Regions from separate parts of the Mus musculus genome. Here region 2 is linked to region 1. The links are chromatin loops, found by intact Hi-C in ENCODE. Cell type or tissue: left cerebral cortex. All regions are shown on one strand.

Region 1 (5,000 bases):
TTGGAGTCAGACAGAAGAAATCAGTAACCATGTAAATCGATGTGTGCAGAGCTTAATTCAATCATCAGCATTGTATACAATGAAGCAAAAACAGAAAGATGAAAATTACAGGGACTAGGAGGGAATAGAGGCCCTGAGTCTGGGGTAAAACTAGCCACAGCGGTGACATCTGTCTTCCTACAGAGGTTTCCAGTGAGGTTGCTAAAAGCAACAAGCCAGCCGGGTGGCACAGTGGTGGTGGGGCATGCCTTTAATTCCTGCACTCGAGAGGCAGAACCAAGCAAGTCACTCTGAGTCTGAGGCAGGCTTGCTCTACGTAGTGGGTTTCGGGTCAGCCAGGGCTATACAGTGAGACTTTGTCTCAAAATAACACAGAACAAACAAACAAAAAACCAAGCTAGAGACATAAAATCATTCCACTGCTAAGGGCACCGCCACCAAGCCTGATAATCTGCATTTAACCCTGGAACACATATGGTGGGAAGTTGTGATTCTTTTTTGAAATGACAACCTTTGAATAATTATAACTTGGAAAAAAAAATCACAAAACCCTATCTGTAAAGACACCAAAGTGAAAAGCTCTCTGGGTCTCAAGACTTAAGTGTATAGTGTTCTCCTTTAAATCTCTCAGTCTCTTTGTCTCTGAGTTGTTGTCTCTCTGTTCTCTCCCTCTTCCTCTCAAAGCTCAGATTTAAACACAGAATGCATAATATTTCTTATCTTTTTTTTTGAGACAAGGTCTTACTATGTAGTCCCGGCTTGCCTCACACTAACAGATTCCCCCTGCCTCTGTCTCCTGAGTGCAGGGGCTAAAGATATGCACCATCAAACTTTCCCTTACCCTTATCTTAATAAATCTGATAACATAACTTCATTCTGGCTTGCCATGAAATCCATTTCCGTGTTATAGTCAAGGATCCAGCTTGAGGGGCTGGAGCAATGGCTCCCAAGTTAGGAGCATTGGGTGCTCTTCCAGAGGACCTGGGTTCAGTTCCCAGCACCCACATGGTTCCTTACCACAGTCTGTAGTTTCAGCTCCAGGGCATCTGACCTCTGACCTCCACAGGCACCAGGCATGCAAGGTTTATATACATACCCACAAAGCAAAACACTGGGGTTTTTGCTGTTGTTGTTGATTGCTTTGTTTTTAATTATTATATTCTATGTGTACGGATGTTTTGTCTGCCCATATGTATGTTCACCATGTGTATACACATCTGTATGTCCACTGTGTGTGTGTATGTACGTATGTATGTACATCGTATGTGTGTATGTCCCTCGGGATGTACTCTGCCACTGAGCTACATTCCAGCTCTTGTTTTCTTAGGACTGGCTCTTTCTATAATCCAGGCCAGCATTGATCCTTTGGCCTCAGCCTCTTGAAACTCTACCATGCTGGGTCTGGGGCTGCTCTGTAGGACTCCTGAATCTTTTAACTGAAGCACTAGAGAAAGAGGCTGCCCAGGGCCCACCACACTAGAGCTACATCAGGATGATCCCCTCACCCGATGGTTCCTTTAAGGGCTCTGCCAGTTTCCACCGACTGGAACATGTTAAAGACTGCCCTCACCATCAGAAGAAGCCTGCTATGCGCAGGGGTGGGTGCAAATTTACCAATGATCCAGTGATGAGATTTTTCTGTAGTTCAGAATCTGGCCTCACAGAACTGAGTTACCCAAGGCTTCAGAGCTGAAATATTGGGAGCTGTCTACAATGATCGATCACTCGGGACACCACAGGAACAAAGCCAGGGGATGCAGCAGCAGTTGGAGATGTTTACCTCCTTCCAGAGCAAGTGATAAATAATGTGTGTCTGCTCCATCAACACAACAGAGAGATCTTTTTTTAAACGCAAGATGGTTTCCAGAAATGTTCTGGCTTGCTAAGAGGTCCTGATGGCTTTAAATGCCTCCTCCCTTCCGTGGCCTTGGCACGGGACTCCTGGGCATGGAAGCAATCTCTCTCAGCTTCAGTTTGAGCTCTTGCTGTCCTTGAAGGAACACCTCCCTGCTCTGGCCTAACTTAGCTTCTGTTGGTGACTAGGTTGAACGGTGGGACAGGGTTCACTAGATGGCAGTGTAGGTAGGTGAGTAGGAGAGCAGATGGGCCTGTGTGTGAATGAGGTTGCCACCCAAGCTGGGCTTAGCACAGCACTAGGTTACCTTCGACATTGGGGTGAATATCTGATGACAAGACTGGGCTGGCAAGTCGGTGGAAGGATTCCCCTAGCTTTCTACTCCTTCCTGAGTGAAGTCTCTTTGTTTTGTTCTTACTTTTTTGAGACAAGGTCTATGCAGCCCGTTTTGGCCTCCAAAATGTGATTCTCCTGCCTCAGTTTCTCAGGTACTAGGATTATAGACTTGAGGCACTAGGCCCAGCCCTGGCTTTCTTCTCCTCTGAAAGAGGGTTCCAGTCTGCAGTCCAGGCTTAACTATATAGACCTGACTGGCCTCGAACTGGCAATCCTCCGGCTCTGCCTGGTGAGTGCTGTGAACACAAACAAACAGCTCCAGCAGCTCTAGCCCTGTCTTCCGGAACAGCTGCTGCACTTTGTATTCCTGGCCACCTGGCCTATTGTCTTTTTGAATCCCCAAGAGGGTGGAAATCAAGCCATGGGGTTACATTGCCCTCTGGTGGTCATAAGGCCATTTTTATGAATTTTCCTGAACTGCTTTTCCATTGTTCTTCTGGACTCCGCCCCAACCCCGGACCCAGACACATCGCCATAAGGACAAGTCTCCCTGTCTGTTTTGAGTAGTGCCAGACATCCACGGAAGGAGTGAAGAACGCCTCCGAATGCTGCCCCACCACCGTGTTGATATGTAACCTCCAGCGATGCTCTTGGCTCCGTAAGCCAGTTTCCTTGTGGGTAACACGGAGATGTTGATACCTCGCCCCTCCCCCATCATTAACTGAGGGATGGGACCCTTCTCATCCTCCAGGTGCACTGATGATGTCACAGAGGATGGCAGTAGTCACCTTCACTCATCCAGTCAATTCGGCCAGTTGTCAAATGGGTTTCGCACTGGGCATGGGGCAGCCTTGAGAAGTGCTCTAACCGTAGCCCCAGGCTGAACAGGAAACCCACCACCCAGTGAAAGGGGACACTCCTCTTCTGCCATGTCTTCTCTCTGCCCCCTGAGACCTCCAAAAGAGTCTAGCCTCTACTCTAGCAGTTCTCAGCCTGTGGGTTATGACACCTTTGGGGTTTGAATAACCCACAAGGACCCCTTTCACAGGGGTCCCACATCAGATATCCTGCATAGATTCCTAACGATAATAAAATTACAGTTATGAAGTAGCGACAAGAATAATTTTATATTGGGGATCACCACAACACAGGGAACTGCATTAAAGGGTCACAGCAGTTGGAAGGTTGAGGACCACTGCTCTACCCACACTGGTGCCTGCTTCACTGGCAAGACCCTCATCCAAGCCTCCCCAGGCAGCATCCCTTCACCTCCCTGCAGCCACCCGGCTTTTCTCCGCCTGCATCCTTCTTCAGGGGACCGAATCTGCGTTGGCTTATTTTCTAGCTTGAATCCGATTGTTCTTGGGACCCAGTCCAAATCCTCTGACCTACCATTTTGTGGTCTGGAGCCAGCCTATCCCCTAGTCATCTTGTTTTCCAGGGCCCAGCGTCAACCAATTCAGCACACAATGCAAGCCATTACCTTCCTCTGGGCCTCTGCCCATGCAGTTGCCTCTGCCTGGAAACCCGGCACCTCCCTCTCTGCTATGAGGAGAGCAAGTGCTACTTTGGCTTGCCTGGAGTCTTACTTGCTTTCCTCCAGTAATAGAATCCCTTCCCAGTTCACAGAGTTCAGAGAATCCTGGAAGGGTCTATCCATTTCTGAGTTCAAAATTGACCTTAAAATTCAGCCTGACAGAGTCCTTAAGAAATAATTGCAACACTCGCCAGGCATAGTGGCTTCTGCTGGTTTCCCAGCACTTGGGATGTGAAGGTTTAGGGACTAGTAGCTCAAAGACAGCCTTGGCTACACAGTGAGGTCCAGGCCAGCAGAGACTATGTGAGCTAATGAGACCTTACATCTAAAAGCAGTAACAGCAATCCTGTGGAAGAGACATGTGTGGGATTCATGCTCCCCCTCAGTGCAGTCCACTCCCCTCTGTCTGCTCCGGACTCACCCCCTAATTTTAGATTCCAGCACATGAGTTTGGGTCTCCTAAAGCTTAATTCTCACTGCTGCCCCTGATACCACCCGAAATCCCAGATTTAGGACTTTCTGGTTACCAGAGCTCCCGTGCCTCCCCTCACCCCTCCTCCTCCGGGCTCACATTTCCTGCACTGGTACCCAGCAGTGCCCAGTTCTGCAGGGACTCCGTTTTCCTTCTTCAAAAGTAAGGAGTTGGGGCTTTTAAAGACCAAAGGTCTCTGGAGTTAGTCCACTTTGCTAAGAGCATCCATGCTGCCCCTGCAGGAAGAATGGGGACCAGGAATGGGTGAGAGACAATGGGTACTATCCCATGTGACACATTCAGGCTGTGTCCATGAGAATGGCCCCCTTGGTTCAGAATATTGGCCGGCTCTGTCCAGGATCTCTGCCAAGTACATCTTCACTTCCTGATGCACCACCCTCCAAGGGCAGGGCCATGAATAAAGCAGGCCTCAGTCTATTGGGCTCTGGACTGTGCAGTGGGCTTAGTGTTTGCCTTCACACCTCCCCACTAAGCGACACCAGGTAGGACATAGGGTCTTTGTGGCCAAGAGCTGAATGTATCCTCTCCTTGTGGCCAAGGGGGAGAAGTGGGCTCTGAGAGGCAGAGGGAGCTCCTGGGACCGCCAGCACCTAGGACCTGTCATGGACATGTTCCTCCTGGATCTGCCCTAGGATCTAGGCTTAGACGAGGTCAGGGTAGCTCCTCAGACATCAGTCAGGGAAATGTCCCAGCCGGATGGCAAATCTGATACCACACCCCTTCAAATATAAGATCCTTCCTGGTATAAAGAGGTGCCATGCAGGGCAGTGGTGGCGCAC
Region 2 (5,000 bases), 160 kb before region 1:
AGCTGCTTTCCGCCATTGCAACAGAGTACTTTGCCCCTCCTGCCCCACCATCCGCCACCTCCCTAACTTTGTACTAGGCTGGCCTGGACCTGTGCCAGCTCTGCTATCGTGATCTGTTTCATATTATTTATTATTTTAATTTTCTATTAAATTATTGGAATAAAGTTGAGCTGAAGGTCTGCTGCTGACTCTCGGGTGAGGGATGCTGAGACGCTTATGTTAAGAAGATGCTACGGAAAAAAACAAAAACAAAAAACAAAAAAGATGTGCTGGGCAGTGATGGCACATGCCTTTAATCCCAGCACTTGGGAGGCAGAGGCAGGAGGATTTCTGAGTTCGAGGCCAGCCTAGTCTACAGAATGAGCTTCAGGACAGCCAGGGCTATACAGAGAAACCCTGTCTCGGAAAAAAAAAAAAAAAAAAAAAAAAGAGAGAGATGCTTATGCCTGGCTGTTTTGTGGTAGAAACATGAGCCCCTTGTCCCAAGCCCTGGCCTGGGATTGGTAACTGGGAAGGAAAGAATCAGGACTTAGGAGAGGATTGAGAATTTGTATTCAATGCTGGCTGAGGAGGTGGAGAAGAGGTCCTGACCACCACTCAGGCTGTCCGTGAGTGCAGCATCACTCAGCTCAGGTGCCAGAAGCGTCTCTCAAGGGTCTGGAGCGAAGACAAAGTCGAGAGCTTGGCGTTCTGCCCCAGCCACATTAGGATGCCAGAGGTCCACAATGAAGACCACTCGAGGCCCATCTTCAGGGGATCCTAGGGCACACAGGGATGGAGACAGCAGCTGATACCAGAACTCATGTGCTAGGATTCATAGTATAGACTGAGGAAAGCAAAGTCAGCACCAGGCCCTCACCAGTGGTGCATATTTGTTCATTAAGCCACGGTTTCATCCTGTAGCCCGGCCCTTAAACTCACCATCCTCCTGGCTCAGCCTCCTGAGTTTCACCATACCTGGCATTTACAGTGGTAGCTCTGTGTGCCCAAAACGGGTACATTTTATACCAGCTGACAGGCATGATATGATTAAATAAATGCCTAAGGTTTCACAGCAAGAGGATAGGGGTGCAGATAGTCTAGCTTATGGGCCTAGCCCATATGCACAGTCACCCGGTAAAGAAGGCAGATGCCCCACAGGTGATTGGAGGAGCTGTGGCTCGCCCAAGGCTGTGCAGTCCCAAAACAGTGCTGCTGAGAGCAGATTGGCTGGAATCCCTCCAGGTCTTTGGTCCCCTGACCCACCAGAATGTGAGTCCTATTACCATTATGAGCCACTGTGTGCAGGAAGGAGTCGTCCACCAGGAGGCAGTGCCCTTCAGCCCAGCACTGGGGCTCACCACCAACAACCAACTCACAACCAGGAGGGATCTTCAGGCCTGTGAAGAGAGAATGGGAATGGAATCCACCATTCCTGCCTGTGTTCAGGGGGCCTGCCCACTCAATGGGCCTCACAGGCCAGATTCTGTGGAAGTCCTGCTTTGGGAAGCATATCTGTCATTTGGAAGAAATCTCCCCTAAACCATCTCCTCCTGGACTTTCTGTCAATTCAGTTCCAGAATCTACTGTGTACTGGGCACCTCTCCCATGAGGCAAAACTAATGGATCCAGTCTGACCCCAGGACCTTAGTCGAGTGTGCTGAGAAAACAGCCGACTCTGACGTAAGTAAGACATTCCGGAAAGTCGTCCTTAAGACTGGGTAGTGTTCCCAACCTTATGAAGGTTAAAAGTCCAACATGTGCATGGTATCTCCAGGGAGCAGCCAAAAAGCCCTCACCCAGGGACCAGGGGTTGGGATGAGCCCTGAGGCAGAGGGGTGGTCCCTGAGAAGCCCCAAGTCCTGTAAACTGGCAGGGAAACTGTTCTGTAGGAACTCCACGTCATGCCTCTGGGTGTCACATGGCACAGAGGGGTGAAGGCAGGTCTGGTAGGAAAAGTAGTATGCCCCAAATCATAAGATCCACCCAGCTGGCAGTACACAGAGATTTATGCTAAGCTGAAGTCATAATATTTACTTTCCCAATTTTCTTTCAATCTTTAGAACATTAGAAAATCTCAGGGGGCTAGGGAGATGGCTCAGCGGCTAAGAGCACTGCTTGCTTTTCCAGAGGTCCTGAGTTCAATTCCCAGCAACCACACGGTGGCTCACAATTATCTGTAGTGAGATCCGACGCCCTCTTCTGGTGTGTCTGAAAACAGAAAATGCCAGGTTGGTGCTATTGAACACCCCACTAACATTGCTACTTATCAGCGAAGAAGCCTAAATAAAGTAGGCTACCTACTGCTCACACCTTTGATCCCAGAACTCAGGAGGTAGTGGGAGGCAGATCTTAGTGAGTTTGAGGCCAACTGGCCTGTATTTAGATTCCAGGCCAGTACTACATAGTGAGATGTAGATTATCTCACTATACTCCCTAGACTAAATAAAAGAGAAATAAGACCCAGGCTTGCCTCAGACTTGTGATCCTCGCCTCAGTCTCCCAGGTGCTGAGATTACAGGCATGCAAGACCATGCCCTGCTCCAAGCAGTCTCTTTTTACAATTTAAAATTCATTTTCTGGGTATTTCCTCTTCAGGGCAAGTAACACTGACCACTTACATTTCAGTGAGAATTTCTTTTAAGTTAAAAGGGGGGAGGGTGGCTGGTGGTTGGAGACAAAGAGTCAGCGTGGGACACTGTGTAAGCCACCACTGACTGGATAGATGCATAAAAACAGAACTCAGATCTGGTTGGGGAAGATTCTGAGAAAAGAACCAAAGTGCAGAAAGAGGTAGTAAAGTAGGAAAGATGGAAGGTTTGTAGACAGGCTATACTCACCCAGATGGCATCTAACCCGAGCATTGGTGGGTCCACAGCGGCCCTCAAGCCGGGCCCCAGGCAGTAGAACGGAAAAGCCAGCATTGCCGAAGGTATTGGCACTCATGAAGCTCCGTAGCCCCCTCAGTGCCCGATAGGCTCCTGGGCACCGCCGGCAGTTGCTGGGTTGGCATCGGCCTGCTTGGTACAGCAGGAGCTGGTAGCACCCAGGGGCCAGGGGTGGGGACCAGCCCCGAGGCAGAGGAGTAGTTCCTGAGAAGTCCCAGCTCACAGCCCCGAAGTCCCGCAAAATGGCGGGAAAGCTGCTCTGTAGGAGCTCCACGTCATGCCTCTGGGCATCACGTGGTACAAAGGGGGACGAAGGCAGGTCTGGTAGAAAAAGTAAGCCAGGGCGCTGAATGCCCATGACCCCTGCCCCTCCTGTGAGGCCAGAGCCTCCCTGAGCTGCCCGCCTCACCCTACCCATCCCAGCCCAGGAGTAACGCCTGGCATAGGCCCGAAGCCGCCTGCTCACTAGACCTTCTGCCCTGGGTCCTTCTCCAGAATCCCCAAGGCCCCTTGGGCCAGTCTGAGAACATACATCAGGCATACCACTAACACCCCCAGCTCGGCTCCCGGTCCCCAGGGCCTGCATGTCTTGGGAACCCAGTCGGTAGCAATACCAAAGGAACAGAGAAGTGAGGGCTCCGAGGAGCATAGTAAGGGCTGAGGAGCCTAGAGGCAGTGGCCATGGAAACATGATAGGCAAAGAGGCCCTGGCTAAGTGGCAAGCTGCATCTTGCAGACCCCAGCTCCCTGGTACCCCCAGTTCTCCACCTGACCCCTCGATGACTGCTTCCTGATTCCCTCCCTTCCACATCCCCACTCCTGTTCACTCCTCCTACAGGCCCCCCAACAAACCTTCCCCTCACTTCCCTCTTTCTTTCTCCCCTTCCTTTTCTATTTGTCTCCACTCGGAGATCACTCTTGTTCTCTCTTCCTTCTGTGGTTCCTCTCTCCTTTCCCCTTCCCGCAGTCTCCTCTTCCTTTCCTCTCTCCACCCTCAGTCTCCCAGTCTCAGCTGGTTTCTCCTCCCTCCACTCCAGCCCCCCTTTCCTTATCGACCCCTTCTTTTTCTTCTAGCTTCCCCTGACAACAGCGGTTCCTACTCCACCTGGCCCGCAGCCCCACTCTATAGCGGCTCTTTCTCTTTCCTCTCTCCTTGACCTGTCTTCTCCCTCGAAAGGGTCGGGTCTGTCCTCTCCGATTCCCGACCTCCTACACACCCCTTCTTGGGCGCCCACTCACCCTGACGTCACTCCTTCCCGCAACCCTCTCTGTTTAGCTACCCAGGACCCCTCCCAGAGGCAGCCGCAGCCCAGCCCTGCAAGGGGGGTGGGGGGAGACTTCTCTCTGGATTTGCCGCTCCAGACCCCCTCCCCCAGCCCTGACCGAGCGCCACGTGGGGTACAGGGACACAGTGCCAACCTCTAGCCGCCCCGCAATGCGAAAAGAAGGGCAGGGCAGACTCGGGGGCGGGGCGAGAGCCCTGACCCGCTCGTGAGGCCGGTGCTCTGGAACTGCGAGTCCGGCCGTGGGCCTGCGGGTCCCTGGAGAGGTCGGCCTGTGACTCCCCTTTCCCCTGGCTTGGCTACGCCAGAGCCAGCACAGAGCAAGACGCGGGTTCGCGAAAGCGGCTTCAGCCAATCAGTGGCTTCAAGGCCGCCCGTGCAGGCGGGGCCGGGAGCTGTCCTCGCGCCCAGGTGCTGAAAGGGCACTCGCTTGCTCAGTGGCAGAGCCAGTAGATCACGGGTGGTAGCCGCTAGGCTGCAGGTCTCTGTCAGGTCGCCTGCTAGAGAAGGGAGTCTCAACACATACCCATCAGGCTCCTTACAAACCTGGATACTCCCCATTTTCCTGCGGGAGGGGCGAGCCCATCCCACCTGAGCTTCCATAAAGGGCATAGTGAAGGCCCGCGGGGAGGTCCGGGTGTGGACAGAGGACATACTGGACAGGCCAGGAAGACGTGAACCAAGCTGTGCCTACTCTTGACACCTTAGGAAGACCAGGTGCAGATACCAGATGTTCTGGAATGGCGCCGGGAGGGAACCTAATTACTACTGGGACCAGAGTTTCCTTCCTCTCCCCTAGGGGCCTCGGGAAGTGCAGTCCTGGCTCGGCATCCCTCCTTCCTCCATCTGC

Evidence for each region. Hi-C counts contacts between places; a loop is a spot of excess contacts. Peaks named below come from ENCODE experiments on the same cell type or tissue, not always from the same donor. Only the 100,000 strongest peaks of a DNase experiment are listed, where the experiment ranks them.
Region 2: it touches region 1 in a loop (6-fold over the local background); 12 of 42 quality-filtered maps call a loop at or near these places.

The regions. Positions count from the first base shown.
Region 1 is chr7:127,102,124-127,107,123 of GRCm38, forward strand. No RefSeq gene overlaps it. Among named protein-coding and RNA genes, the nearest start is that of AI467606, 13 kb to the left of the region's middle. In left cerebral cortex, a CTCF peak has its summit at 2,633 (motif pointing left); a DNase peak (open chromatin) is centred at 2,632; H3K4me3 peaks cover 346 bases.
Region 2 is chr7:126,945,452-126,950,451 of GRCm38, forward strand. Kctd13 (potassium channel tetramerisation domain containing 13) reads left to right here. Exons shown (of 6, transcript NM_172747.2): 6 at 1-158. It overlaps Asphd1 (aspartate beta-hydroxylase domain containing 1), which reads right to left and starts at 3,708. Exons shown (of 3, transcript NM_001347657.2): 1 at 2,820-3,708; 2 at 1,266-1,379; 3 at 536-759. The coding sequence starts at 3,678. The coding sequence ends at 650. In left cerebral cortex, CTCF peaks have their summits at 1,304 (motif pointing right) and 2,198 (motif pointing left); DNase peaks (open chromatin) are centred at 1,290, 3,450, 4,164, 4,586 and 1 more place; H3K4me3 peaks cover 2,277 bases; H3K27ac peaks cover 2,463 bases.